2 separate regions of the Homo sapiens genome follow, and region 1 is linked to region 2. The links are chromatin loops, found by intact Hi-C in ENCODE. Cell type or tissue: heart right ventricle. All regions are shown on one strand. Links, peaks and the distances in the headings refer to the core of each region. The heading gives the core; the rest is flanking DNA.

Region 1 (15,284 bases), core at 2,360-10,359, 190 kb before region 2:
GCTGTAGTTCTTGCTATTACTACTGACTGGCTGTTTGACCTTACCTGGGCTGGCCTCCTCTCTCCCTGCTCTCTTACCTGAGCCTCAGTCTCCCCTTGTGTGCACTGAAGGACTTGGTGATAGTCTCTACTGGCTCACCCCATTCTGATACCCGAGGGCAGGGATTTGTAAACTAAGCTATGTGGTTTGCCTTTGGATATCCATGAACTCTGTCAGTTTTGTGTAGAAAATTTGTGTGTGTTTGTGTGTGTGTGTGTATCAGAACTTTCATCAGATTTTCAGAGGGATTCAAGAGCCCAGAAAGGCTACAAAGCCTGGCTTTATGGACTGTCTGCAGGGGAGGCTGGCAGAGACAGAGAGACAGCCGGCAGTGTGTTCATTATGTCTGTTCTCTAATTTTCCCTCAGCATGAGCCTGTGAGCCCCAAGCTTCTCCCATTTTATAGGTGAAGAAACTGAGGCCCACTGGCAGAGACTCATGCCCAGCTCCTTGGCCTCCACGGCCCGTGCTCAGACCCCATTGAGCTGCCACCTGGCAGAGGCCCTCATGGGTTCATAGAGCTTGACTGGGCTGACTTTGCAGCATCTTTGGTGAGCAGTGGCCAGAGGATGGGGCCGCTTGCCTCCAACCTGCAGGTCTTGCTGTCAGCTGTAACCCTGTACTGCCCCCAAAGTGGAGACCAGCCATTCACCTGAAGAGAAGCTTTGAAAGAGGGTTTCCAGGTTAGATTTCAGGATTTCATTTTTGGTCACAGTGCTGAGTCGAAGGCGTAGTAGGTCAGTAAGTAGTCCCGGGGGTGGAGCTCTTTCTCACAGTCTTTTCCTCCTGTATACAGGTTGCCCTCCAACTGGCTGAGGACCCCTCGGTGCCTTCCCACTCTTCAGTCATGGTAGGTACACCCCTGCCCTTCCAGCCTTTCCCACCAGGAGTTTCACAGCCTCCTGGAACCAGCGCCTGCCTCTCAGGGAGGTGCTCAGATTCCTCACAGATGAAGCCAGAGACACAGTGTGAGCTTTTCTGGCTGGAGTTTATCTGCTTGATACATTACCAAAATCATAAGAACGCAACAGGATCACCAGGGCCAGGTCTCACGGGTTCCTGCTTCGACATGGTGTTTTGAGTGTAGGGGCTGCTGGAGGCAGGGAGGGAGAGACTTACACAGAGGGACACAGACACAGAATGAGAGAGACAGACAGGCAAAGAGACAAACGGAGACAAAGACAGAGGCAAAGAGAGATCAAGGGTCTGCAATATTTCAAGGATGTTTCACTCTTGGAGTTTGGTGGGAAAACAAGAATCAGAGTGGAAAGGCCCCTTGGGGGAGGAAACAGGATCTAAAGATGGCTAAGATTTCACTGATGAAGGTCAGTGAGCTTGCTCTTGAAAACAGGCTTGTCCTGGCTGGGCATGGTGGCTCATGCCTGCAATCCCAGCACTTTTGGAGGCTGAGGTGGGAGAACTGCTTGAGCCCAGGAGTTTGAGACCAGGAGACCAGCCTGGGCAACACAGCAAGACCACACGTCTCTCTAAAAAAGAATAAATAAATAAATAAATAAGCAGCTTGTCCTTAACTTGATTCACTATTCTCTGCTGCCTTTAATTCTGTTTACTTTATTTACTTGCTTAATTAATCTCTTTTTTTGACTAGTGCAGAAGTAAACTTAGCCAGGGTCCATATGTTTGGACAAACCATTTATAAAGTGTTGCCATTCATGAACAGAACATGTGATAAAATTGCAAAGAATTTACTACACACCACACACAAACCCACCCACCCACACGCGTGCATGTGCACACATGCATGCCCACAGACACACAAATGAGTACAAGTAAAACTCAAGAAACCTGAATAAGATCAGTAGATTGTATCAATGTCAATATCCTGGTTGTGATAGTGTACTATTATTCTGATGTTATACTAGATGTTACCACTGGGGGAACCTGGGTAGGGGGTGCACTGGATCTCTCTGTATTATTTCTTACAGCTGCATACGAATCTAGAATTATCTTGAAATAAAAAGTTTTATTAAAAGAGTGTTGCCGGCCAGGCGCGGTGGCTCACGCCTGTAATCCCAGCACTTTGGGAGGCCGAGGCGGGCGGATCACGAGGTCAGGAGATCGAGACCATCCTGGCTAAAACGGTGAAACCCCGTCTCTACTAAAAATACAAAAAATTAGCCGGGCGTAGTGGCGGGCGCCTGTAGTCCCAGCTACTTGGGAGGCTGAGGCAGGAGAATGGTGTGAACCCGGGAGGCGGAGCTTGCAGTGAGCCGAGATTGCGCCACTGCACTCCAGCCTGGGCGACAGAGCGAGACTCCGTCTCAAAAAAAAAAAAAAAAAAAAAAGAGTGTTGCCAAAGCTCTTTCCAAAATTCACCTTATAGTGATTTCAGGCAGCAGACTGTCATGTCTTTTGCAAATGGGCAAGTCTGGGGCCTCAGCTGGTGATGAGCTGCCCCTCTGCAGATGCTGTAAGAGCAGATGAAGGGAGACACCTTGGAAGGTCCCTAGCACTCACAGAGTACCTACTGTGTGCTGGGCATCACCTTGTCATCTTCACAACAATCTGCAAAGTACATGCTGATGCGCCCCCTTAGAGATGAGGAAGCTGAAGGTGACGTGCCTTACCCAGCAAAGGATGGAATTCAGATTCCAATTCAAGGCTCTATGCCCAAAGCCAAAATAAAGACGAACTCCAAGCCTCATCCTCACATTGCCCTCCTGTCTTCATATCTTCATAGAACTGCTTAAATGTTAGCATGCCTGGGAGTCACCTGGGGACTGGGTTATAATGCAGGCTCTAGTTCTGAGGTTCTGCATGTCTAATAAGCTCCAAGACACTACTGAGGCCACCACACTTTGAGCACTAAGGCCCCATCCCACCACCCAGAATCAAAGATGGTCAATTTTTTTTTTTTTTTGAGGCAGGATCTCACTCTGTCACTCAGGCTGGAGTACAATGGCACGACAACAGCTCACTGCAGCCTCGACCTCCTAGGCTCAAGTGATCCTCCCACCTCAGCCTCCCAAGTAGCTGCGACTACAAGCATGCACCACCACACCTGGCTAATTTTTTTTTATTTTTTGTAAAGGTGGGGTCTCCCTATGTTGCCCAGGCTGGTCTTGAACTCCTGGACTCAAGTGATCCTCCCACCTTGAGATCCCAAATTGCTAGGTGAGCCACCACGACTGGCCTTATTTTTTATTTCTTCAGGTTTTGAGTTCACAAGAAAACATTTCAACAGAGTGTAGATTTTAATCCATTTTTAAATCATAATTCTTATCATTTTATTGTGTTAAATGTAAATTTTCCTCTTTTCTAAAATTAACAGAGCTCATACTCTGTGGAATTTCAGTTCAGTGAGAAAAGTGTCAATTACATAATAAATGGTGATGGCATAACTACCTATCTGATTGGAAGAAAATAAAATTAGATGTCTACCCAGTTTATTAAAAATGAATTTCAAGCCTGGGCAACATAGCGAGATCCTGCTTCTGCAAAAAAAATTAAAAATTAGCTGAATGGGATGGCGTGTGCCTACAGTCCCAGCTACTCAGAAGGCTGAGGTAGGAGGATTGCTTGTACCCAGGAGTTCAAGGCTGCAGTGAGCTATGATCCCACCACTGCACCCCAGCTTGGGAAACCAAGTAAGATCCTGTCTCAAAAAAAAAATTCATATTGAAATCCAATTAACGTGAATTCTAGGTGGGTTAAAATGATTGGTGACATTGAGGGTCTTATATTTGTCCCAGCATTTCTCATGTCAGAATTGGCCTCTGCCGCTGCACTCTTGCATCTGAAAAGTCTTTGCAGGGCTGTGATCTCCTCACTGTGTGTACCTATCTGGATCGCTTTGTTCTCCTAGCCCTGGGCCAAACTCACTTCTCCATGTCACCAGGAAGGCTCAGGAATGTCAGTTTTGGGGGCTGTTCAAGTAAGGTTGACTTAATTGCTCTCCAGTGCTTGGCAGGTAAGAGACTTGCAGGTTTTCCTTGCTGTAAATAATGTTGTAATTAATACCCCTGTACATTTGCTTTTTCTGTATTTGGATTATTTTTCTGTATTTCTGCATTCTGTATTTTTCTGTATTTTGGATTCCCATACGTAGGATTCCTGGGTCAGAGTTCTAAAAACTTTTAGTATAAATAATTTAGGCAAATAATCACCAAATTTTTTTCCAAAAGGAAAATAGTGCTTTTTCTTTTTAATTTTTTAGGAAAAATTTTTAATTTTTCTCTAACAAAATATGAGATAATGTAATATAATGTAAAATAATAAATGTGGTTTTTTTTTTTCTCTTCAGGCTTTCTTCAATCTAGGTTTAGAAAATCCTCTCTTACCCAGAAGTTTGATAACAATTTGACCATGATAGCTTCTGTGGTTGATTTTTGGAAAGACATTTTAGCCTTTATTTTGGTGTTTTGTGTGAGACGAGGGTCTGAGTAGCTGCTTGCAACTCACCAGAGAAAACAATCTCATTTACACTGGCAAGTTCCCTCTTTGGACTCATTTCTTCACCCCACAGAGCCAGGCAGGAAGAGAAGTAGCAAGGTATCAGGGAGCGTGGAATGCTGAGATGGTAGTTTCCCTAATCTTGAAAAGGAGCTTGATCCTTTTCTTATCTGTCTGACTTTTCAAGTGGTCTTAGTTTCTTGATAGGCAGTTTGAAATTTGCCCCTTTGCTTACTATTGCAACAGAAGTCCTCTTGAATGGAAATTTCCTTGCTCTATTTTAAAAAAATATCACTGTATAGAAAGGTGCCTAAGATGAGGTGCACATTCTTAAAAGGGCCTGAAGCTTAGCCCTGTCATGAACAAAGTTGTCACATTGATGAAGGCAAACCTAAGGATAGTGGTTCTCAACCGGGGACAATTTTGCCTCCCAGGGGACATTTGACAATGTCTGGGGACATTTTTGGTTGTTGTAACTTCGGAGTGTACTGGCATCTAGGGGGTAGATGCCAGAGATGCTGCTAAAAATCCTATGACACAGTTCCGCACCCCCACCCAACAAGGAATTACCTGGCCTGAAGAGCAAATAGTACTGAGGTTGAGAAACTCATTCTTAGAATATATCCGTAAGAGGCTTCACTTTGAGAAGATTGCCATAGTGCTGTTAGGACCCTTGGTTAGGCCAGAGTCACGAGGCATGTAGGGATGGAGAAGGCCTGAGTGGTGGAGAAGCAGGTGGAAGCCAGAGGGTAGAGACTCTGAATGCCAAAGGGGAGTTTGGATTCATTCCTCTGGCAGCAGGAGGCACTGGAGGCCTTGCGTTAGGAGGGGCATCCTCTATCCATCCAAGGACATCCAGTTGCAGCATGATGTGTAGTTCTGGGAAGGATGGTCTCTTCCCGCCCTGTACAGACCCCCTAGATGCTCACGTCCTGCTGCAGGGGCTCTGGGTAATCCCTGGATAGTACATGCATGTCCACGGTTCAACTCCTTAAGTGTTAATGCTGGGCGTCTTCCATGTGCCTCTCCATTCTGCTTTCCATCCTCTCCAGGCTACTGCAAGTGCCAGGAAGCTGACATGTGGACTGTAGTCACCACTCCCTTCCCTCTAAATTTGGCAGGATATTGGAGGAAGGTAGGAGAAGGAGGTCTGGGTATTTATTCTTTAGCTACTCTATTAGTCCGTTTTCATACTGCTAATAAGGACATAACCAAAACTGGGTAATTTATGCAGGAAAAAGGTTTCATGGACTCACTGTTCCACATGGCTGGGGAGACCTCACAATCATGGCTGAAGGCAAGGAGGAGCAAGTCATGTCTTACATGGATGTCAGCAGGCAAAAAGAGAGCTTGTGCAGGGAAAGTCCCCCTTATAAAATGATCAGATTTCAAGAGACTTATTCAGTATCATGAGAACAGCATGGGAAAGACCTGCCCCAATGGTTCAATTACTTCCCACCGGGTCCCTCCCACAACATGTGGGAATTGTGGGAGCTACAATTCAAGATAAGATTTGGGTGAAGACACAGCCAAATCATATCAGCTCTTTTGCTATTGGCTGCTGCAGGAGGCCCTCTCTGCACAGCTCTGTCTCAGTCTCACTGGGATGATGGCTCCTCCATGCTGCTAGCCCTCAGGTTCTGTGATGGTGCTTTCTATGAGTCAACTTGGCTAGGTCATGGTGCCCAAATAGGTGGTCAGTCATGATCCTGGCTGTTTGTGTAAGGGTGTTTTTGGATGAAATTCACATTTAAACTTTGAGTAAAGAAGATCGCCCTCCATAATGTGGGCGGGACTCATCCAATCAGCTGATGGCCCAAGTAGAACAAAAGACTGGCCTTCCCCGAGCAAGAGGGAATTCTGGCAGCAGCTGGTCTTTGGACTTGGACTGCAACATTGGCTTTTCCTGGTCCCACCCTTCAGAGTTTGGACTTACTGGCCTCCACAATTATACAAGCCAATTACTTAAAATAGATCTGATTCTCTCAGTGTACACAAGCTGGGTTCTCTTTCTCTGAAGAACCCTGACTAATAGAGGTACCATATGTCTTCCTTCCACCCTGCCCACAACTTAGTTAGCACCGTGCCTTTATTGCACACTCCTCCAATCATGTAATGCGAGCCCTGCAGTTTCCTGCCTGCTCTGTATGCCTTTTGCAGGCCAGCACGACAGCCGCAGGCCTCCCTGGAGGCTGCCCAGGCACCCGCCCCTTGGAAGCCAGGCCCTGACGACCGCTGGGTGTTCCTGCGTCTGTGGCATCACCCATCTGTTGGGCCCTGTGGATTCAGAATTGTTTGTTTACTTAAAGCCAGAACAAGGCATTCCTGTCCTTCCCACTTTCAGGGCAAGAGGCCTGAACCTCCAGTGTAGCGGATTCATTTCTGTCCGGTTTGTGGCCAAGTCAGAGCCATTTCCTAGTGCCAAAAACAGAGACTGAGCTTTTTTCTGTCTGTGGGAGATTTTACAACCCAGTCCCATTTCAAAGAGAAGACTGAGGCCAGGAGTGTCTTACCCGGAGTAGCCAGGTGAGTCAGTGGCCAGGAAGCCAGGACCCCTCTGACAGTTTATGCTTTATGACCGGGCGCCCTTGTTCTCATTCATGGAGATTGACGACAATTTCTGCTCTTCTCCCAGTGACCTGCACAGTGATGCCAAGTCAGCCATTCTGCTCTGCCTCCTGGGGTCTGAACTGTGTTCTCCAGCAGGGATGGGGGATGCATGAAGCTGCACCCACTGCCTGGCCTAGAGAGAGCCACTGGGCCCCAGTGACCACCAGGCGACAAGATGGGGATCTCACTGTGCACTCAGGTCACAACACCTGTGACTTAGAGGAGTGACTTTGGTCCTTACAGTCAGTGAAGTGGGCACGCAGGTGGGGAAACATAGGTCTGACACCTACTTGGAGGCCACAGAGCAGCATGTGGCTGCCAGGGCTGAGAGTTGCACCCAGGGCTGGGCACCATCAATTGCCTTTGACGGACATGGGTTGGTCCCTAGAGGCAGCAGGGCCAGGGCGGCTGCAGCCCCAGCTGTCATAGCTCTGGGGTTGGGGAAACCTCAGGTGTGTCAGTGTGGCTGGGAGGTGGTGAGACATGCACTGCCTTCTGCATCCCCCTAGAAGGAGAAGCTCAAGGAAAGGCATACTTGGGAGGAGCCATGGGATGAGGCTGGAATGCTGGGGGTGGAGCCTGGAGAGCTTGGAGCCCTCATAAGACCTGATAGCAAGGAGGGGGCACATTTCAGGGACACCATGAAGGGTGGCTTCACTGGGGGTGATGAGTACCAGAAGCACTTCCTGCCCAGGGACTACTTGGCTACTTACTACAGCTTCGATGGCAGCCCCTCACCCGAGGCCGAGATGCTGAAGTTTAACTTGGAATGTCTCCACAAGACCTTCGGCCCTGGTGAGCAGAGGGTGGCCCTTCCCCTTGAGCCTCTCTCCAAGGAACCTGGATGGGGATGGGGAGACGGTGTCCTGGGGGCAGTCTGGTCTCCTCTAGGGGTTTTTGGGGATGGGCTGGGGGAGCTTCTGGGGCCCTGCCCCCTCTCTTTGGGCAGCTGTTATGCTGGAGGTTGAGTCTGTCTCCCCATGGCTCAGGAGCTCTGTGCCAGCTGAAGAGCACAGCCCCGTGCAGTTCCCACACTGCTCTCCATTAGCCCCTAGGTCTTTGGGGTGGAGCAGAAAAGGCTCTCCAGGTCATCATCAAGTTCAGTCCTGACCTTGCACAGCCAGGCCTCTGGGGCCCCCAGAAGGCCAAGGGCAAACAGCAGGGTTGCAGTGGGACGGGATCGCCTGTGCCCGGAGTGTGCAGCCTAGATGTGTCTGTGATGAGGACCTGGAAAAGCCCTGCCCTGGGACAAGGATTGCTAGGTGGGGTCTCAACCCTGAGCAAGGGGCTCAGACCCCAAGGACCTCAACTGAGCCATCTGCACGATGGATGGTGACTTCTGCCTGTCTCCCGATGATCACTGCCCTCCCCATGGTGACCCCATGATTTGATTGTGTCTTCTAAACTCAAGCAGCCGTGTCCTCACTTTAGGCACTTGACTGGGGAACAGTAAGGGTGAGTCTCCTGGTGGTCTGTGGGATAAGAGGGGGTTAAAAGGCTGCTGAGCCTGGAGGAGCAGGCCGGTGTGGGAGGCAGAAATCAGAGAACAGCCGGACTGGGTGTGACCAAGCTTGGAAGGCCAAGTGATGGCCCCACGCCAGGGCTCCAGACAGAATGTTGGAAGTCATGCTTCATTCCAGCTTCCAGGTGACCCTGGATTCACTCCTGGGGCCATCTTCCCAGATCATCTCCTTAGCCCCGGCTTCCTATTCCTGTATGCTTTCACCCCTCCCTCCTCCAAGGAACAAGAAACCCATCCAGGAAGGGCTGGACTTCCAGGGGAGGCTTCCAGCTCCCAGTCAGCCTGAAACTTAAAGGGCCACTGACCCCAGCATGTCCTCTCTGAACTCTCCAGCCCGAATCTTCCCCAGAGCAGGGCTTGGGCCTCTGTTCTCTGTCCCAGAAATATTATACTCTTGGCTTATGTTCTTGACTGAAAGGTATTGGGCTAATTGTTTAACCTTTTACAGACTCAGTTTTCTAATCTGCAAAATGAAAATAGTGATAGCAGTCACTACACAGGGTAGTTTTGAGGTGTAAATGGAAATTAACACATATAAAATATTTGGCATGAGGCTTGGCTTACAGGGAGCTGCCAATCCGTGATAACCACCAAGCACGTTTGCCCCTTGGGTAAGACCAGGGTGTGTGTCCTCATCCCTGTGTCTGCCTTGGGTCTCGTTTCTTTTACCCATCCATTACCAGTCTTTCCCTCCCACAGGAGGCCTCCAAGGGGACACGCTGATTGACATTGGCTCAGGTCCTACCATCTACCAAGTTCTTGCTGCCTGTGATTCCTTCCAAGACATCACTCTCTCCGACTTTACCGACCGCAACCGGGAGGAGCTGGAAAAGTGGCTGAAGAAGGAGCCGGGGGCCTATGACTGGACCCCAGCGGTGAAATTCGCCTGTGAGCTGGAAGGAAACAGGTAGGGGTGCAGAGGTTGGGGAGGGGGTTCCCAGTCAACCTTCTTTCTCAGAAGTCTCCCTGGCCTCTTTGTTGTCTCTGACATTTTCAGGACAGTAGGACCTTCAGGTATAGGACCAGATGTCCTGTGGTGGGGATAGAGTAGATGGAATCCCAAGTTTCAGGATTACAGCAGTTTTAGGGGCAAGACTCTGATCACAGGACTATGTTGAGGTGTGATATAGTCAAGTATGAACACTGAAAACCAGATGATTTTCATCTCTTCCTTCTTCTCTTCCTTCCTTACCCTCATCTATATATCTACCTCTCTATCTTCTATGTATCTAACTATCCGTGCATATCCATCCATCCGTCCACCCACCGGTTCATCCATTCATCCATCCATCCATCCATCCATCCATATTCATGCATCCACCCACCCATCCATATCCATCCATCCATCCAGCCAGCCAACTAGCCGTTCACCTATCCATCCATCTATCCATCCGTCCATTCATCCATCCATCAATATTCATCCATCCACCCACCCATCCATTCATCCATCCATATCCATCCATCCATCCATCCATCCACCCATTCATATCCATCCATCCATCCACATACATCCGCCCAGCCATCCATCTATCCATCCATCCACCCATCCATCCATATCCATCTATACATCCATCAATCCATCCACCCATCCATCCATATCCATCTATCCATCCATCCATCCATCCATCCATCCATCCATCCATCCATGTCCATCCACATTCATCCACCCACCCACCCATCCATCCATCTTTCCTTCTTCCCTCTATTGTCTGTACCTGTGTGACTGACTATATAATGTATAATGACGTGAACTCACCACCCAACCTGAGTACTCGAATATAATAAAGACTTACCTGTGCTTCTCTGTGACTCCTTGCCTCTGCCTTTCCCAACCTCGGGTAATCACTAATATGGATTTTATGCTTATCATTCCCTTTTTCAAAAAATTTTTTTCTTGCATACTTATGTATATCTAAACAATCTATAATTTAGTTTTAGTCGCCTTTGAGCTTTATAGCAGAGTAATTTGCTCTGTGTCATTTGCGATTTGCTTTTCATCACTCAAAATTATATTTTTAAGATAGCTATATTCATACATTATCTGTAGTAAATTCATTAATTCATTCATCCATCCATCCAATAATGTTTGTTAACTGCCCTCTCTGTGCTTGGGGTGGCTTTGTCCATCCTGGGGATTAAGGGAAGGGGGCTCACATGGAATCAGAGAGAGAAAGTTTCCTATAATTGTTCTAGCCATTCTCCCTAACCATTTTTCTTTGGGAGAAACTGAGGCTCAGATTGAAGAAGAGCCTGCTGTCAGGTCACACAGGGACTCAGGGACAGCAATCCTTTGGGGATCCAGAGATCATCTCCATCTGCTGGTCACAGTGGACTGAGAGTTCCCTTCAGAACCTCAAAGGGCCTCCCCGACTCCCTCTCTCTCTCTGCAGCGGCCGATGGGAGGAGAAGGAGGAGAAGCTGCGGGCAGCGGTGAAGCGGGTGCTCAAGTGCGATGTCCACCTGGGCAACCCGCTGGCCCCGGCTGTGTTGCCTCTCGCCGACTGTGTGCTCACCCTGCTGGCCATGGAGTGTGCCTGCTGTAGCCTTGATGCCTACCGCGCTGCCCTGTGCAACCTTGCCTCACTGCTCAAGCCGGGTGGCCACCTGGTGACCACTGTCACGCTTCGGCTCCCGTCCTACATGGTGGGGAAGCGTGAATTTTCCTGCGTGGCCCTGGAGAAAGAGGAGGTGGAGCAGGCTGTCCTGGATGCTGGCTTTGACATTGAACAGCTCCTACACAGTCCCCAGAGCTACTCTGTCACCAATGCTGCCAACAATGGGGTCTGCTTCATTGTGGCTCGCAAGAAGCCTGGGCCCTGAGCCAGGAGGGCCAGCCAGAGGTCTGGTCAGGCTGTGAGGCCTTGGCCATCTGTATGCTAGAGAGGGGTGAGGAATGGATACTGTCTAACAGTCTCTGATTTCAACACTAACATTCCATCTTCTGAAATTCTGAGATTCTAACATCCTTGTTTTAGAATTCTAAGTTTCCAACATTCCTCATTCTAGGATCCTAGGAGTGGAATTTTCCATTTTCTAATATACTAAGCCTTACAGCTATCTTAGATGCGATCTGACTCCTGTGTGACTGTGGAGCACCCAGGGACGTGGTTTTAGAGTCTACCTAATATGTTAAGGACAAGGAAACCTCTGAGTCTACCTAATATGTTAAGGACAAGGAAACCTCTGGACAGTGGTATATTGGGGAATTTTTTTTTTTTTTTTGAGACGGAGTCTGGCTCTGTCACCCAGGCTAGAGTGCAATGGCACGATCTCGGCTCACTGCAAGCTCTGCGTCCTGGGTTGACGCCATTCTCCTGCCTCAGCCTCCCGAGTAGCTGGGACTACAGGAGCTCGCCACCACACCCAGCTAATTTTTTTTTTTTTTTTTTTATTTGAGACGGAGTTTCGCTCTGTCGCCCAGGCTGGAGTGCAGTGGCGCGATCTCGACTCACTGCAAGCTCCGCCTCCCGGGTTCACGCCATTCTCCTGCCTCAGCCTCCCGTGTAGCTGGGACTACAGGCACGCGCCACCATGCCCGGCTAATTTTTGTATTTTTAGTAGAGATGGGGTTTCACCGTGTTAGCCAGGATGGTCTCGATCTCCTGACCTGGTGATCCACCCACCTTGGCCTCCCAAAGTGCTGGGATTACAGGCGTGAGCCACCGCACCCAGCCAGGGGGAATGTTCTATAACCAGCTCTGTAAAGGAAAAGCACTGATGTGTGGTAGTCACCAATTTCTGTGGTGTAAATACTCCCACCATGGTTGATTTCAAGCCACCAGTGGTTTAATAACCAGCTCATAAATCTCCTAAATATTTTACAGTTGACTCTCATGAGCTGATTGGAGTCAGCTGGAACATACCACTGCCTCTAGACTAAGGTCAGCAGATTTAGCAAATACAGACTGCCCCAGTTCATTGAATTTTAGATAAATGAAATAAATCTATAAGGTTAAGTATGTCCCCAGAACTGCATGGAACATGCTTAATCTAAACAATGATTTGTTGTTCACCTGAAATTCAAATTTAGCTGGGTGTCCTGTATTTCATCTGGCAACCCTACTTCAGACCCAGGTGTAAGGTACATGGATGTGCTTTGGTCAAGGAATAGGCCAAGGCAGAGATCCATGCCTGCATGACTCAGTGGGTTTGGTGCACAGGCACACACCTCCACTTGTTATATAACCTGTTTGTGTAAGTTCATACTTGGTCTGAGCCACTGTTGTCTGTAAAAGGTAATTGTCCTGCTAATGCTGTACAGGGGCTCTTGGGGTTCGGCTCAGCTCAACATGGCTTGACATGGTGGGCACACTGGCGCCCAGTAAGAGAGAGAGAGAGCCAAAGCTGTCCGTTTTGCAGATGGACAGGAAGGAGCCAGGACACAGCTCAGCTTGCTCACGCCCAGAGAGAGAAAAAGTTAAGCTGCTGACCCTGAAGGCAAGGGAGAGCAGGCTGCACAGCTGTGTGTGGAAGCCACGGGCTCAAGCAGCCAAGGCAGGGCGGACAGTGTGAGAGAGCTAGTGTAAGCTGTTGATGAGAGCTGTTGCTGAATAAAACCATATTCACCTGCCTATGGGCCCTGAGTGTTCTTTCTGTCCATCTACCCACTCCCCTCAGACTTTAGCACGGGCTGGACCTGGACCCCAGGACCTGACACCAAGTGAGAAGAGGAGCAGCCCAGGGATCAAGGGTATTCCTCGTACATAAGGTGCCTTTGTGCAAATTAGGAAGAGGTGCTCCTGCAGATGGACACATTGCAGAAAGGAGTGTTCAGGGCTGATTAATTGAGAAAAGCTGTTCCATCTCCCTGTGGAAGCGCTATGAGAACAAGGTGCCTCTTCTGGGCAGACCAATTAGAGAAAGATGTCCCTTCCTTAAGGCTGATTGGGTCACACTACTGAGCACCTGTCAGCCTCCCTTTTTCCCTCAGCCCCAATCTGTGCCTTTGTGTGGGTACACCCTGGGCACAGCAACCTTGATAAGAGCCAGGAGACCTGGAATCTACTCTCAGCCCTGCCACTAATTGTTTCACTTCTCTGGGCCTCGTATTCCTATCCATGAGATTTAATCTAATAATCTACAGGAACATCCTAAGAACAGCAGGAAGTCATTGATGTGGAAGTGCTTTTTTTTTTGAGGCAGAGTCTCACTCCGTCGCCCAGGCTGGAGTGCAGTGGCGTTATCTCGGCTCACTGCAAGCTCCGCCTCCCGGGTTCAGGCCATTCTCCTGCCTCAACCTCCCCAGTAGCTGGGACTACAGGTGCCCGTCACCACGCCCGGCTAATTTTTTGTATTTTTAGTAGAGACGGGGTTTCACCGTGTTAGCCAGGATGGTGAAAGTGCTTTTTTTAAGGTGTAGTTTCACTCTTGTTGCCCAAGCTGGCGTGCAATGGTGCGATCTCAGCTCACTGCAAGCTCCGCCTCCTGGGTTCAAGTGATTCTCCTGCCTCAGCCTCCTGAGTAGCTGGGATTACAGGCATGCACCACCATGCCCAGCAAATTTTTGTGCTTTAAAAAGTAAAAGGTTTTGCACAAATTGACCCATTGATGTTATTCCCCCAGAGGGTCAGGGCTGAGATGGTCTTTCAAAATTACCCAGTCTAATCTCCGGGTTTTTTGTTTGTTTGTTTTGAGACAGAGTCACACTCTATCGCCCAGGCTGGAGTGCAGTGGTGCAATCTCAGCTCACTGCAACCTCAGCTTCCCACGTTCAAGCGATTATCTTGCTGCAGCCTCCCAAGTCGCTGGGACTACAGGCGTGCACCACCACACTCAGCTAATTTTTTTATTTTCAGTATAGACAGGGTTTCACCATGTTGGCCACACTGGTCTTGAACCTCTGACCTCAAGTGATCCTCCCTCTTCGGCCTCCCAAGGTGCTGGGATTACAGGCGTGAGCCACCATGCCCAGCCAAATCTCCATTTTTTTTGTAGTCAGGGACGATAGGTCCCAAGAGGGAAAGCGACTTGTCCAGAGACACACAGCAAGCTGGTGACAGAGCTGGAGTAAGAACTCAGGCGTTCTGACTCCTCGTTCACCCTGTGTACCCTCATTCCACCAGGTCTCCCCACCCGGCTTGGAAGGGCAGGGGGCCCTGCTTCCCTTTGGCTCTCTTTTAGCATAGACTCGTTTCTGTGATAACATCCCTGCCAGCAGTCCTTCCCTTCCGGGCTCATGCTTTACCCCAGAGAGCATGTGGACCCCAGCTCTTCTCTCAGTACAGCCCTCTCCGGCCTTGTCTGGAAAGGCATTGAATATGGGTAGTTTTATTTTTATTTTTATTTTTATTTTTTTGAGACCTAGTTTCGCTCTTGTTGCCCAGACTGAAATACAATGGCATGTTCTTGGCTCATTACAACCTCCGCCTCCTGGGTACAAGTGATTCTCCTGCCTCAGCCTCCTGAGCAGCTGGAATTACAGGCGTCTACCACCATGCCTGGCTAATTTTTGTATTTTTAGTAGAGAAAGGGTTTCACCATGTTGGCCAGGCTGGTCTCGAACTCCTGACGTCAGGTGATTTGCCCGCCTTGGCCTCCCAAAGTGCTGGGATTACAGGTGTGAACCACTGTGCCTTGCCGAATATGGGTAGTTTTAGACATGCTCATGGCAGAATGATCAACAGGCGGAAGAAGTGGGAGGTCCAGCCGATGTGGATCCCTGAGAGCCCATGTCCACAAACAGGGGAAGAATAGTGGCTAA
Region 2 (15,284 bases), core at 3,247-11,246:
GTATGGGGTGTGCCAGAGAGACAGAGAGAAGCAGGGAGAAAGAGAAGGAGAGAGGAAGAGATTGTGACCCTCCCACGCTCTCCCTCCAGGCCCATCACTGATTAATCCCTGTGCTGCCCTGCTGGGGTAGCTTGTACAGGAGCCAGCAGCTTCTCCTGGGGGAGAAGGTCCCCAGGAACGAAGCCTCCATGAATCATTGACTGTCCTTCTATTGTGCTGGAACCAGCTGGGGCTGGTGTCCGTGCCAAGCTCCTGGAGCTGTGGGCAAAGGTGGTGCAGGCTGGGGGTGAGCCCAGGCAGAGCTACGGCCTCATCCAGACGCTTCCAAAATAGGCCAATCCCAGCCCATCTGGATGGGCTCTGCACACCGAGACTCCCTTGCTCCCGAGCCACTGCAGCCAGTGGAAGTAGAGTGAGCACTGGGCTAGGAGTCAGGGCCCAGAGTTCCAGGCTCCCCTCTGCTACTGACTCACCATGGCACCTCGAAGGAGCCCCTTCTCCTTTCTCGGCCTCAGTGTCCCCATGTAGACATGGGGATTGAATTTGAGAGTCCTGAAAGACACTCCCGGCAGTCTACGTGTTGGCCCTGGAGCCTTATTATTGAGACCCCAGCTGATATCCTGCAGCTCTGCCCTAAATCACACCTCACGGGCTCCACGCTTGCTCAGCTTCACTATCAGGGACACACAGAGGGACGGGGGTCTGGGGACCTTTCTCAGAGGCTCCGGCATCCCAGCGACCAGCGTTAGGTGGGGCCACTGTGACGGTCCACTTGTAAAAGGGGTAGGCCTGAACTCACCCGAGGGGACCTGCTGCCCCTGCCGCTGCCTTGCTGTGTGACCCTGGGCAGCCTCTCCTTGTGCTGAGGCCCCCATAACACAGCCCTGAGAGGAAGGCCTGAGGTGGCTGCTGTGTGCTCTCACTGTGGCGGGGCCTCTCTCTGGCCCTGCTGCAGGAGCCAAGAGCCAGTCCTGCCTGCCCGCCTGTGGGAGGAGGAAGCCCGTGCGACCCTCACAGGCCTGGCTCTCATTCCATACACTCTGGGGCTTATCCGGGTGGAAACATCACCCTGGCACCTCAGCCCAACTCGTGGGGAAGCTGCCAGAGAGGCCCCTTTCCCGGGTCCTCCCAGGGGAACCATTTTCAAAGCTGAGAGCTTAGCACTCCCAGGGAGACCGTCTTCAAAGCCCTGCCCACGTGCCCACACCGCCCCTACCCTCTGCTGCTGGATGCTAATCCTTCGGGGACCCCTGCAGGGCAGGTTCTGGGGCTTAATGCATTGAGGAGGGAGTTAGGCTCCTTAGCAGGTGGGGCTGAGGCAGAAGCTTCCTGTTGGCGTGGTTGTCCTGGGACCGCCGTGTCTGCCTGTGGGGATACTCGGGTTCATGATAAGAGAAAGCCAGATGAGAGCTGGAGGTGATGGGGTTTAACCAAAGCCCCGACACCTGCATCATCATAGAGCTGGGAACACTGAGGCCAGAGAGATGGGACCTGCCCCAAGTCACCTCTGGCCTCAGTCGCAGAGATGGGACTGGAGCTCTTTCTGCTGCCCTGAGCTAGCGTTGGCCCTCACCTCTGATTGCCTTTTACTGTGACCATTTCTCATTTCTGCTTTTCTCTGCCCATGGGGGACAGTCCTACACCATCCCTGCCAAGGCCTTTACAGCCCCCCAAATGGTCCTAAGCACAGGCACGATCGCCAGCTCACCTGTCCTTGCTCTGAGCACCGCCATCCCTGCTGGCCTCTCTTCCACTGTGAGTCCCAGGAGACAGTTCCAGGGGCAAAGAAACATTCGCTGAACAAAGAAGAGGAGAAAACAGTGTTCAGGGGGCCCGGGCCTTGTAGGCTGGGCATTCTGGCCAGGCCAGGGGCACTGGTTCCCCAGGTGCCTAGTGGAAGGCCTGTGGTGTAGGAGCAGAGGCCAGAGGAGCTGCTGGGGAGGAGGCTGGCCTGGGGGAGCTGAGCAAACTCATGAGACTCAGAGCTCTGGGTGCCTGTGATTTCAGGATAGAGTCTGGGCTTTGGAGATCAGGGGTCCCTGACTTGGGTCAGAGGGGAGGCTAGAATCCTCAGCGTGGTCAGCGAGGGGGCAAAAGGAGCACCGTTTGCAAAGTCCCTGCCGTGTATTTGGCACCGCGCAGGAACTGCATTTCATGTTTACTGCTTGGCTTGATACTCACAAATGAGCTGAGAGTTAGGGATTACTCATTCATTCATCCAAGAAATATTTATCAAGCTCTTACTATTTGTCAAGCACCATTCTGGGTGCTGGGTATTGAAGAAAACAGACAATGTTTGCATTTTATAGATGAAGAAACTCTAAATCAGAGAGGTTAGGCAAGCACCCAAAGTCACACAGCTGGAAAGGTCTGGGACTAAGTTCTTTGCCTTTGTCTATAATGGTTGGGCAGAAAGGCAGGGCGGTGGAGTAGAGAGGGCCCGATGGCCTTGCTATGTGAGCAAGAGCAAGTCACTTCCCCTCCCTGGACCTGAATTTCCTCAGTAGATTTTGAGGCCTTTGGCCAAGCAGTCTGGAATAGCTCCTGTGGGCAAAAACTGAAATTAAAATTTTACATGGGATAGCTACTGATTTTTGAGCATGTTCTGTGCATCAGATCGTGGAGTGTCTATGGGGAGCCATTGAAGGTTCCTGAGCAGGGGTCGGGGGAGCATCCCTGAACTACTCTTGCCCTTGGGCCCTTCCCAGTTCTCCAGGACCTCTTGTCCTAGGGTTATCAGGGGAAGCAGCTGAAGCTTTGGACAAACAGTAGGGGCAGGCAGGGACACAGGGACATATGGTTTATAAATAAGGGAGCTGGGTGGGGCAGGGATGGATTGGGTGGGAAGGGTGACGGTTGAGCTGCAGGGAGAGGCCAGGAGAAGGCCTCAGGAGACGTACATCTGCTCCTGGTACTCACCACCCCCCATCACCCTGGGGGCAGCCCCCTCCTCTGATCAGAGCTGACTCTAGCATCCCCTGTGTCCAGCCCCAGGCTCAGCATCTCTGAAGGGGGCACCAGGGGCCGGAGCTCTGGTCTAGCCCTCCAGGTCCTCCCAGAGGGTACCAGGGCTGCTTCCTCCATGAAGTCTTCCATGCTGAGTCCAGCTTATCTTGACCACACCAGTACACATCACCAAGCCACCCAGGTTTGTAAACAAAAGCACAGGATCATCAGCCCTCGGTGCTCAGAGAAGAGGGGTCAGAAAAGAGGGAGGTTATTGCGGGGAGAGGAGCCTTGAAGAAAGGGTAGAGGCTGGGCAGTTGGAGGGGAGGGTGAGGGAGGGGAGGAATTTAACCTGGGGAAGGGGAGGGTTGGTGGGGGATTTTCTCTCCATCTCAGGCCCTGCCCCTCTTGCCTGTGATACGGTGGTTACCTCCTTTCCTGCCTCTCCCAGTACACTTTAAATTTTTTATTTGATTAAAATAATAAAACGTTTGTTACTTATACAATAATACATGGAACTTAGTAGAATGGTTTAGACCAAGGGCTCTGGAATCAGGTTGCCTGGGTCAGAATCTGGGGCCAGATATCAGGCGTGTGAACTCCAACAAATCACTGGTGCCTCAGTTTCCTCATCTGGAAAATGACCCACTTCATGAGGTTGGTGTGAAGATTAAATGAGCTAATATACATAAAGTGATTATTAAAGGGCCTGGCCCATAGTAAGCGCTAAATAAGTATGAATTATTGGAGATGTAAATTATAATGTTTAATAACATAATAAACACTCATGATCCCAACACTCAATTCAGGAACTGGAACATTTCCAAAATTTGCATCTAGCTTGTACGTCTCTCCCACTCCCCTAGCATCCCCTAAAGGTGTCTACTATCCTGAATTTTGTGTTTGTCATTCCTTTGCTTAAAAAGAAAACATTTGTATTCATGCCTGTACACCTAATCAATAATTTGTTCCTTGATTTTTGAGCTTTATAAAAATGGGAGCATACTGTAGGTAGCCTCTGGGCTGTCCACTCAATCTTCAGTTTCTGGGAGATGCATCAATGCTGTGCCTGTGGCAGTGGTTCATTGTTTTGGGGAACTCACCACCCTTGATTTCTTCCCGGCCACTGTTTCCCACTCCTGACCACAGGGAGAGCACAAAGCCCACTGTGTCTGCCCCAGCCTCCAGGCCCTCAAACTTCCTCTCCTGCAGCAGTCCAGCTGGCCCCTTCCTCAGCACTCTAGCCCTAGCTGTCTAGCTCTGTCCCTACCCAGACCTGGGGCCACATTTTTAGACACTGCCTCTTCTCCCATCTGTATGTTGCTCTGCAGGGAGTGACTGGCCAGGGGCACCAACCTGGGCCTGAGTCCTTGCTTTGCTTCTAATTGGCTGTGTGACCCTGGGTGGGCCTCCTGCCCTCTCTTGTCCTCAGTCTCCCCACCTGTAAGGAGAGTGGGTGAAGTGGTCCTTTCTCTGGAATGTCTGTGGTGTCCCAGTCCCTCCCTGGCCTGGAGGTGGTGCTTTGCCTCATCTGGAATGCCTGGGGAGTGGGGCCAGGTGGGACAGTGCATGTGTGGGGTGTAGCTGGGGCCTGGGAGGCACCTTTCCCCAGGATGCTCCCACCATGCTCTGGGGGCTCTGCTTCCTCTGTGCCTTGAGTTAGTGTGTAATAACCACTTCAAACCAAAATAGGCACATTGAAATTTTGAACCAAAGCTTCGAGGGGAGTTACAGCATGCAACTTGGGCTGCAGACAGCACCCAAGGCTGGGAACCTAGGGGCCTGAGTCCAAGTCCCAGCTCAGAGAACAATTTCCTGTGAGACCCTGGGTACTTCACTTTCTCCTTTTGCAAAATGAGGCCAATTCTCCATGCTGGGCACATGCGAGGAACAGGTGGGTCTGTGTATCTCACAGGTGTATATATCTCACCTCTCTAGCCCCACTCCCCTCACAGGGCTGGATAGAGAAAGCCTGCTCTAGGAGAAACAGGGCAAAGTCTGCAGTGAAGTTTAAAGTTTATAAAGAAATGAGTTATCCATGCACAAATCAAACCACCGTCTTCGGTTGGAGGAAAACAAAGTGTCACATTGTTCTCACATTGTCTGGCTGAAGGCCAGTGTTTCTTCCACACCCCTGCCTGCCCACACCTCGCCCTCACCCCTCCCCCTAACAGGTGCTACCTCTTTTGCCTGCTTTCCCCCCATTTTTCCCTATTTTTAATGATTTTGATGTGGAAACTTCCAGACATTAAAAAACTCTCATATACACAAATATAGTTTTTTTTAATGGAAAAAATCCTCCACATTCTGCCACTTGCTTTTTCTACTAAAAATCTTTATATTTTAATCAGCTTTATTGAGGAATAATTTACACACAACAAAATTCAGCAAGTTTATGTGTACACTTTGGTGATTTTTAACAAACGTGGACCATAGGGTGACAATCATCATGATCCCTGGATAGGACACTTTTGGACATTCCTAAATGACTGCAGGGGTTGAGTCTGCTGCTGGGAGAAGGAGACAGAGGCATCTGAGGAAGGAGCCACGGCCTGTGGGGGAGTGGGGCTAGGCAGGCCCTTAAGGATGGTGCCTCTGCCCCAGTGGGGGATAAGGGATTCCCTTCCTCAGTTTCATCATTTCTGTTCAGCAGCAAATTCACTTTGGAACTGCAAAGTTGACTTAAAAGTCTTTTTTTCTTTTATTTTTAATTAATTAATTTTTTTTAGAGACGAGGTCCGCTGTGTTGCCCAGGCTGGTCTCGAACTCCTGGCCTCAAGTGATCCTCCCACCTCAGCTTCCTGAGTCTCTGGGATTACAGGCGTGAGCCACTGTGCCTGGCTCTTGACTTAAAAGTCTTAAAAACCTAAAGCATCTAAGTGTCATTATTAAGGGTGTCCCCAGGACTCTCATCCCTGGTCCTTGTCCTGCACCTGACCCTGGCCAGAGCCTAGCCCTGGCAGTCCTGACTGCAGCCCTGTTTAGAGCTGGGTCTCTCAGGGGATCACGTGAGAGCGGCAGATGGCTCCAGGCCGCCAAGCCCCTGCAGCCCTGCAGAGCCACAGCTAAGTGAGGGCTGGGGCTGGCGGCTCCTGTCTGCGGGGATCCGTTCTGAAGTCCCAGGCCCCTGTGTCTCTGCAGGACTGCTGCCTGCGCCTGAAGGAAGGACAGCGTGGGGCGCAGGAGAGGGACTACACCCCAGCCAAAGGAGTCGCTTCCAGGTCCCCCAGCAAGGGAGATTTGGGCCAAATATCCAGAAACTGCTGATCCCCAAGGCCCATCCACCAGCTCCAAGCCCCCGGCCCCAGGTCTGGGCACCCTTCAGCCTGCGCATGCCTGGCGCCATCCTGAGACCGGGAGCTGCTTGTCGCCGTCGGGAAGAGGCGGCAGTTGCGCGTCATCACCACCAGGGGGCACCAGTACAGGTGGGACTAAACCCTGGGAGTTTCACCATCCACCAGACGTGCTCTCTGAGAACTTGTCAGTCCCCGCGGTCAAGGAGTCCATCTGCTAATGGGATAGACAGGCCAGCTTAAAATCTCGGCTGATATCTCTCATATCCGCCAAGATTACATGGAAAAACCATAACATCAGCTACCCCCTATATTAAATTTAAATAATTTTAATTGTGCAAGTAGTGAGGGTACAAATAAATTTTTCTTAACAATTGAAATACTGAAATTAAAGATCATGTTCCATTTGACCATCCCCTACATCCCATCCCTTTCCTCTTTTCCCTATTTTTATAGTTCTAGACATTAAAATATATGCAAATATAGGGTTTTTTAAATTCAAAAAGCACATACATTCTACAACTTGCTTTTTTCTGCTAAAAATCTATAAATGTTAATCAGCTTTATTGAGGAATAAATTTAGGTATTATAAAAATCACCAATTTTATGTGTTCAATTTGATGAATTTTAACAAATGTGTCCAATAGTGTAACCACCATCATGGTCACTGTATAGATTTCTGACATTCCTGAAATATTCTCTCTTAACACTTTCCAGTCAATTCACAACCTCACCTCTGCGCCCTGGCAACCTCTCATCTGCCTTCAGTTGCCACAGTTTTACTTTTTATAGAATTTCATATAGATGGAATCGTCCTGCATGGAGTTTTTGAGTCTGATGTCTTTCACTTAGCTTTTATAATGCTTTTGAGATTCATTTATATAGTTGTGTGTAAGTACTTTGTTCCTTTTTATTACTAAGTAATATTCCACTGTATGCACATACCATAATTTACTTATCCATTCATGAGTGATGAACATTTGGGGGTGTTCCCAGGTTTTGTCCACTATGAATGAAGCTCCTATGAACGTTCTAGTACAAGTCCTTGCGTGAACGTATACTTTTGTTTTTCTTGGGGAAATACTTGGAAGGATTGTTGCGTGGTATAAGTGTATGTTTAGCTTTATGTTCATCTGCTGAATGGTTTTCTACAGAAGCTGTACCATTTTGCATTCCTACCAGCAACGTAAGAGAGTTTTAGTTGCTCCACATCCTTGCCAAGACTTGTGTTGTCAGGTTTTTACTTTAAGCCATTCTAGTAGGTGTGTAGTAGGATCTTATGATGAAATTTATATTTCTCTAATGGCTTATGGTGTTGAATATCTTTAAATGTGCTTATTTTCCATTCACATCTTCTTTGGTTAAGTGTCTATTCAAATCTTGTCCACTCATTTAAAATCAATTATCTCCTTATTATTAAGTTGTAGGAATATTGTATATAGTCTGGGTGTGAGTCCTTTGTAAGACATATATTTTAGAAATATTTTTCCTCTTTCAGTGTTTTGTCTTTTCATCTTCTTAATGTAACTATGTCTCTTTAACTTTTTATTTTGAAATAATTTTAGACTTACAGAACAATTGCAAAGATAGTACAAAAGTTCCATTCATGGCAACGTCTCACATAACCACAGTACAATTATCAAAACTAAGAAATTAACATTAGTATGATATTATACCTAAACCACAGACCTTATTCAGATTCCACTAATGTTCTTTTTCTGTTCCAGGATTTGACCATGTCCTCTTGGTTTCCTCTATCTGTGACAGTCAAGTATTTTGTTCAGTGTCCCTCAACTTGGATTTGTCAGATGTTTTCTCATTATTGCATTGAGGTTGTGGATTTGGGGGAAGAATACCAAATGCCCTTCTGGTTACATCATTTCATGAGGCACATGATAGGAATAGGACACCATCGCTGGTAATGGTAACCTTCATCACTTGGTGTCTGATGGGTTTCTTCACTAAAAAGTTATAAATTTTTTCCCTTTGCATTTGGTTTGAAAGTTTGAGGGAGATACTTTGAGACCAAACAACTATCCTTTCTTTCCTTAAACTTTTGCTTTCCTCAATCCTGTAATGCCAGCACTTCGGGAGGCCAAGGTGGAAAGATTGCTTGAGGCCAGGGGTTTAAGACCAGCATCGGGAACAAAGCAAGCCCTCATCTCAAAAAAAAAAAAAAAAAATTAGACAAGCATAGTGCATAGTGGCATGTGCTTGTAGTCCCAGCTACTCAGGAGGCTGAGGCAGGAGGATGGCTTGAGCCCAGGAGTTAGAAACTGCAGTGAGCTATGATCATGCCACTGCACTCCAGCCTGGGCAACAGAGTGAGATGCAGTCCCCAAAACAAAAACCAAAAACAAACAAAATGAAAGAAACAAACAAATCTTTTGCATTCATTGGTGAGTTTGCCTGCAGCAATTATTACTATGGTGTTCTAATGGCAATTTTCTATGCTTCTCATTCCAGCTACCTTTATTAACTGGAATCCTTCTGCAAGAGTTTTCTCTTCTCCATCATTTATTTATTATGTGTGAACTGATGGCTATTTATTTTACTCCTTGGATTGTAATCCAATCCTATTTGGTTGCTCAGATGGCCAGCCTTGGCTGTTGGGAGCTCCTCTAGGTTTGCTCCTGTGTTCTTCGGCATGCTGCCAGCCTCCCTCCTCTGCCTTCTTTTCTTTCCTTTTTTTTTGAGCATTCTCCATCTTTCTGGAACCATGAGATGCTCCAGGATTATCTTGAATTATTTTTGTCTCAGACCTGGAATCAACTTCGTCAAGCAATCTTAGTTTTTTTAATTGGAGAATGGTAAATATCATTAATACATATCAAGATCTGTGTGCCAGCTTCTATGCAGGTGGCTCTCTCATCAGACAGAGCTAGGAAGTATATGAACGTGTACTAATTCATTTGTATGCAAATTGTCTATCTATTAATTGATCAATCGATCAATCCACCAATTTATTGATCCATCATCTATCTATTAAAGAAAGGCGTAACTTTACACTGACACTTGTGACTGCAATCCAGCACAATGTGTTCATTCTGGCATTTTCCCTTTACTTATTTGTAACTTTAGCTCTCATTAACTACAATCTTTCTTTGGATCTTATTATCTACAGTATATTTACTTATTTGCCCTGTTCTACTGTACAAGTAAAATATTTTTCGACTTGTTACCTCATACTTTTGTGAAAAACAAACTTGACAAATAGAGTACAGTGTTTATAGACCATTCTTTTAATCTTTAATCTCACGGCATCCAGGCGAAGTGCTTAGATCCAATCCTTTCTTTTTCATCTCCAGGGTGATTGTGTCATATGTTTGCAATACAGTCAGTTTCATTGTCACAGTCTGCATTCCACCTTGGGAACCCCTGACGTCCTGTTTTGTTTTGTTTTGTTTTTAACTATTTGCATACAGTAATATTCACTCTTTGAGGTGTACAGGTCTATGGGTTTTGGCAAATGCATGGAATCTTATATCCAAAACCACTTTATATATAGAAGGGTTTGTTAACCCTCCCAATTCCCTCATGCTGTACTTTTGTAGTCAAACCTTTCCCCCACTCCCGACCCTAGGCAATTACTTATCTGCTTTCTGTCTCTACAGTTTTTGTCTTTCCTAGAGTGTCACATAAACTGAATAATATAGTATGTAGCCTTCGGGGTTTGGTTTCTTTCTTTCACCTACCAAAGTGGATTTAAGATTCATTTACATTGTCGCATAAATCAATAGTCTATTACTCTTTATTGATGAGTCATATTATATTGTGTCACTGTTCCACAGTCTGTTTAACCATTCATCTGTTGAAAGAAAGGTGATTTCCAGTTTTTAATAATTATGAATAAAGCTACTGTAAACATCTGTGTAAAGGTAAGCATAAATGTTTGATTCACTTAGGTAAATACCCAGGAGAAGGATTGATAGTAAGTATATATTTAACTTTAAAATAAACTGCTAAAGTGTTTTGTAAATTGGTTGTACTATTTTACATTCTCATTGGAGTTCTCAGAGAGTTCCAGTTGCTTTGCATCTTGGCAAACACTTGGTTTTGTCCATTTTTAAATTTTAGCCATCCTAGTAGGTGTATAGTTTGTGGTTTGTAGCTTGTGGCTTGCATTTGCATTTCCCTAATGAAATATGACGTTGAGCATCTTTTAGATGTTACTTACCATCTGTGCATCTTTCTTTATGAAGTGACTCTTCAATTCTTTTGTTGATTTAAAAAATTGCATTGTCTTTCTTAATGTTGAGTTTTGATGTTCTTTATGTATTCTACATACAAGTTCCTTTTTGGGCATTTAATTTGCAAATATTTTCTCTCAGTCTGTGGCTTGTCTTTTTCTTCTCCTTGCAAAGCAAAAGTTTGTAGAATTTTGTTAAAGTCTAATTTATCAAGATTTTTTCTCACATGGATTGTGGTTTTAGTATTGTATCTAACAAGTCTTTCCCAAGCCCAAGAACATGCAGATTTTTTCCATATTTTCTTCTAGGTCATTTATTATTTTATGTTTAAATTTAGGTCTATGATCCATTTTGAGTTAAGTCTGTAAAAGTTGTGAGGTATGGATTGAAGTTCATTTTTGCTTTTCCAAACAAATGTTCAGTTGTTCCAGCACCGTGTGTGGAAAATACTGTACTTTCTCCACTAAATTGACTTTGCACCTTTATTTAAAAATCAGTTAACTGTATTTGTGTGGGTCTATTTCTGGGCTTTCTATTTTGTTCCATTCATCTATGTGCCTATCCTTTTGCCAATACCACACTCTCATGATCCCTGTAGCTATGTAGTAGGTGTTAAAATTGGATAGTGTGTCCTTAACTTTTTCCCACAATTCCCAGAATTGTGTTATCTATTTTAGTTTCTTTGTTTATCCATTCAAATATTAGAATCAGCTCAATTATATCTATGAAAACAGCTAACTGGGATTATGTTGAATCTATAGATCAAATTGAGGATAATTTGCATCTTAGTAATATTGGATCTTTTAATCCATGAACACAATATAACTCCCTATTTTTTTCAGGTTTTTATTACTTTCACTTATGTTTTATAGTTTTCAGCATATTTTGTTATATTTATCTATAAGTATTTTATTTTATGAAGCTATTGTATGTAGCACTTTTAAAAGTTTGATTTCTGATTGTTAATTGCAAATACATGGAAATATAATTGATTTTGTATGTATACTTGGATCTTGCAACATTGCTAAATCTGCTTATTAGTTCCAGGATGTTTTTCTGTAGATTTATTTGGATTTTCTACATAAATTAGGGTTTCAACCAAAACAGCCAGTTTTATTTTTTCATTGAAATCTGTATACCTCTTATTTCTATTTCCTGGCTTCTAACTTGATGTTGAATAGGAGTAGTGAAAGAGGACATTTTTCTTTTGTTCCCTGTTTTAGGAGGAAAGCATCACTCTTTCATCATTTAACATAATGGCTGTAGGTGTTTTACAGGTGCTCCTTTGTCAGGTAAAGGAAGTTTCTTTTTATTCCTAGTTCACTGAGAGTTTTTGTCATGAACAGTTGTAAAATTTTGTCAAAAGCTTTCTTCTACGTATCTAGAGATAATAATATGGTTTTTCTTCTTTTGTTTGTTAATATAGTGAATTATATTGATTGGACCTTGAATTTTGAGCCAGAAATATATATGTATGTATTTCTGGATTCAAGTTGCGAATACTTTGTTGAAGGTTATTTTGTGTATGTTTTTAAGAGATGTTGGTCTGCAATTTTCTTCTGTTGGAATGCCTGGTTTTAGTATCAGAGCAATGCTGACTTCATTGGCTGACTAGGGAAAGCACCCCTTCCTCGTTTTTTCTGGGAGAGATTGTAAAAAAAATGGATATTATTTCTTCTTTAAATGTTTGCAAAAATTCACCAGTGAAAGCTTCTAATGTTGAAGTTTACTTATTTGAAAGATTTTTTAAAAGACAAATTAGATTTCTTAATTATGCATGTCTATTCAGATTATAATTTTTTTCTTGAGTTTTATTAAAGTCTTTCACATAATTAGTCTATTTCATGTAAGTTGTTGAATTAATGACGTACAATTGTTCATAATATTCCTTTATTATTCTTTCAACATTCATAGGATTTATAGTGATAACATTTTTTTCCTTCCTGAAATTGGTAACCTGTCTTTCTTTTCCCCTGAGGAGTTTTTCCAGATATTTATTAACTTCAATGATCTTTCTAAAAAAGCAGGCTTGGTTTCATTTGCTTTCTTTGTTGTTTTTCTTTTTCCTATTTCATTGATTTATGCTATCTTTATTATATCCTTTCTTATGCTTATTTTGTACATAAGTTGGCCTTTTCTGTTATTTTTGTGGTGGGACATTAGGTCATTGGTTTCGATATTTCTTCCTTTTAAATGTAAGCATTTGGTGCTACAAATTTCCCTCTAAGCACTGCTTTAGCTGCACCCCATAGATTTTAATGCATTATATTTTTCTTATCAATCAGTTCAAAATATCTACTAATGTCCCTTGTGATTTCTTCTCCAACCAATATAGTATTTAGAGTATACAGTTCAACTTCCAGATATTTGGGGATTTTCTAGACACCTTTTTATTAGTGATATCTGGTGTAATTCTATTATGGTCAGAGAAATACTTTGTATGATTTCAATTCTTATCAATTGATTGAGACTTGTTTTGTAGCCCAGAATATGCTCTATCATGGTTAATATTCTGTGTGTACTTGAGAAGAATGTGTATTCTCTTGTACAAAATACTAGATAAAAGTTTTATTAGATAAAATATTTATGAAAGTTTTTCTATATGTCTCAATTTGTTCAAATTGGTTGTGTTGTTCAAATTATCTATATCCTTTCTTACTTTTTAAAATGAACTGTTATATTTAAAATGAACTCTTAGTTTTAGAATAGTTTTAGATTTACGGAAAAATTGCAAAGGTAGTACAGAAAGTTGCCATCTACTTCACACCCAGTTTCCCCTATTTTTAACATCTTATAATAGTGTGATACCTTTGTTGCAACTAATGAACAAATGTTGATACATTATTATTAACTGAAGTCTATACTTTATTCAGATTTCTTTAGTTTTTAATGTAATATCCTTTTTCTGTTTCAGGATTCCATCTAGGGCAGTACATTATATTTACTCTTCGTATTTCCTCAGTCTCCTTTGGGCTATGACAGTTTTTCAGATTTTCCTTGTTATCGATGACCTTGACAGTTTTAGGGAATATTGGTAGTATTTTGTACAATGCTCTTCTAATGATGTGGTGGGATGAATGTTTGTCATTCCCCCCAGATTCATATGTTTCTGAAATCCTAACCCTCAATGTGATGATATTAGGGGGTGGGGCCTTTGGGAGATGATTAGGCCATGAGAGTGGAGCTCTCATGAACAAGATTAATGTCCTTATAAAAGAGACCCCAGAGAGCTAACTTGTCCTTTCCACCAAGAAGATGGCTGTCTATGAACCAAAAAGAGGGCACCCACCAGACACCGAATCTGCTGACACCTTGATCTTGGACTTCCCAGCCTCCAGAGAAATAAATGTTTATTGTTAAAACCCCCCAGCCTATGGTATTTTTGTTTTGAAAGCTTGAGCAGACTAAGACAAATGGGATTTGTCTGATGTTTTCCTCATACTTAGACTGGATTTGTGGGAGAAAGACCACAGAGGTAAAGTGCAGTTGTTATCATACCATATCAAGAGCATATACTATCAGTGTAGTTTATCGTAGTTAATATTAACCTTAATCAGTTGGCTGATACAGTGTTTGTAAATTTTCTCCAGTGTAAAGTTTTTTCCTCCTTCCCATTTGTGCTCTTTGGAAGGAAGTTGGTAAGGGAAGCCTATGCTTAAGGCATGGAGAGTTATGCTCCACTTTTTGAGGCTGGGGTAGCTACATAAATTATTTGGAAGTCTGCATAGGCCATTAGTCTATTCTTCCCTTTTATCTATTTATCTAATTGTTTATTCATATAAGTTTGGATTCATGGATATATATTTGATACTCTGGGTTATAATATAATATTATTTAATTAATTTTGTTGCTCATATTGTTTCAGCTTTGGCCACTGGGAGCTCTTTCTGTTGGCTCCTGTGTCCCTCTGATATAATCCATTATTGTGGAACTTTTGAGTGCTTCCTTACTTCCTGTAACTATAAGAAGTTCCAGATTCATCCTGTATATTTCCTGCCCCAGAGTTAAATTTGGTCATTTTTTAAAGGATTCCTGATTCCTTTTATTGTAGAATGATATTACGCACCAAGATCTGGGCATTAGATATGCTCATTGCTACTGGGGCGTCATTGCTTCTATGGTCTTATATTTGCTTTATTAATTACCCAGGAGTACTGAAACCTCAGACTATAATTTTGGATTTGTCTATTTCTTTTTTTAAAAAAATTCCTTCTGTGCTTTCTTCATACATTTTAAAGTTTTGTTATTAGGTACACACACATTTAGGGTTGTTATGACCTCTTGATAGGTTGATTCCGTTATCATTATGGAATGTCCGTATTTATCCTTGCTACTATTTCTTGTTTACTTTACTGAAATTTACTTTGTCTGATATTAACATAGTCACTTTAACTTTCTTTCAGTTACGTTTGCGTGGTCTGTTTCCTTTGTTTAACTTTCAACCTATCTTTGCTTTATATTTAAAATGGGTTTCTTGGAGGCAGCATGTAGTTGGGTCTTGATTTTGTTTTCCATCTGACAATCTCTTTAACTGGAGTAATGTCATTTACATGTAATTTATTGATTGATGTTGTTTGATTTATTCCTACAACTTTGCTATTTGCCCTTTGTCTCATCAGCTTTCTGTTTTGTCTTGCTTCTTTTCCTTTTTTTGATTAATCGTTTTTATAAGATTTATCTTATCTCTACTATTGACTAATTAATCATATCTCTTTGTTTTATTTCGTTAAAAGTAGAACCTCACAGATTTCAAATATACATAACAGTTTACCTTCAAATTATATTATACTGCTTTATATAGAATAAAAACTTTACAATTATATACTTCTCTTTTCCTCCTTCAATCCTTTTTGCC

What was found. Peaks named below come from ENCODE experiments on the same cell type or tissue, not always from the same donor. Only the 100,000 strongest peaks of a DNase experiment are listed, where the experiment ranks them.
Region 1: it touches region 2 in a loop (3-fold over the local background); 4 of 110 quality-filtered maps call a loop at or near these places.

Annotation. Positions count from the first base shown.
Region 1 is chr7:30,744,448-30,759,731 of GRCh38, forward strand. INMT (indolethylamine N-methyltransferase) reads left to right here and starts at 7,688. Exons shown (of 3, transcript NM_006774.5): 1 at 7,688-7,857; 2 at 9,284-9,491; 3 at 10,975-13,155. The coding sequence starts at 7,704. The coding sequence ends at 11,404. It overlaps INMT-MINDY4 (INMT-MINDY4 readthrough (NMD candidate)), which reads left to right and starts at 7,688. Exons shown (of 20, transcript NR_037598.1): 1 at 7,688-7,857; 2 at 9,287-9,491. It overlaps LOC105375220 (a long non-coding RNA gene), which reads left to right. Exons shown (of 3, transcript XR_001745154.2): 3 at 836-1,451. In heart right ventricle, for the core only: no CTCF peak of the experiment used is centred there; DNase peaks (open chromatin) are centred at 6,314, 6,664, 7,634 and 8,764; H3K4me3 peaks cover 4,023 bases; H3K27ac peaks cover 5,331 bases.
Region 2 is chr7:30,932,582-30,947,865 of GRCh38, forward strand. No RefSeq gene overlaps it. Among named protein-coding and RNA genes, the nearest start is that of GHRHR, 24 kb to the right of the region's middle. RefSeq lists an enhancer at 6,321-6,470. In heart right ventricle, for the core only: CTCF peaks have their summits at 6,354 (motif pointing right) and 6,567; DNase peaks (open chromatin) are centred at 4,164 and 6,340; H3K4me3 peaks cover 417 bases.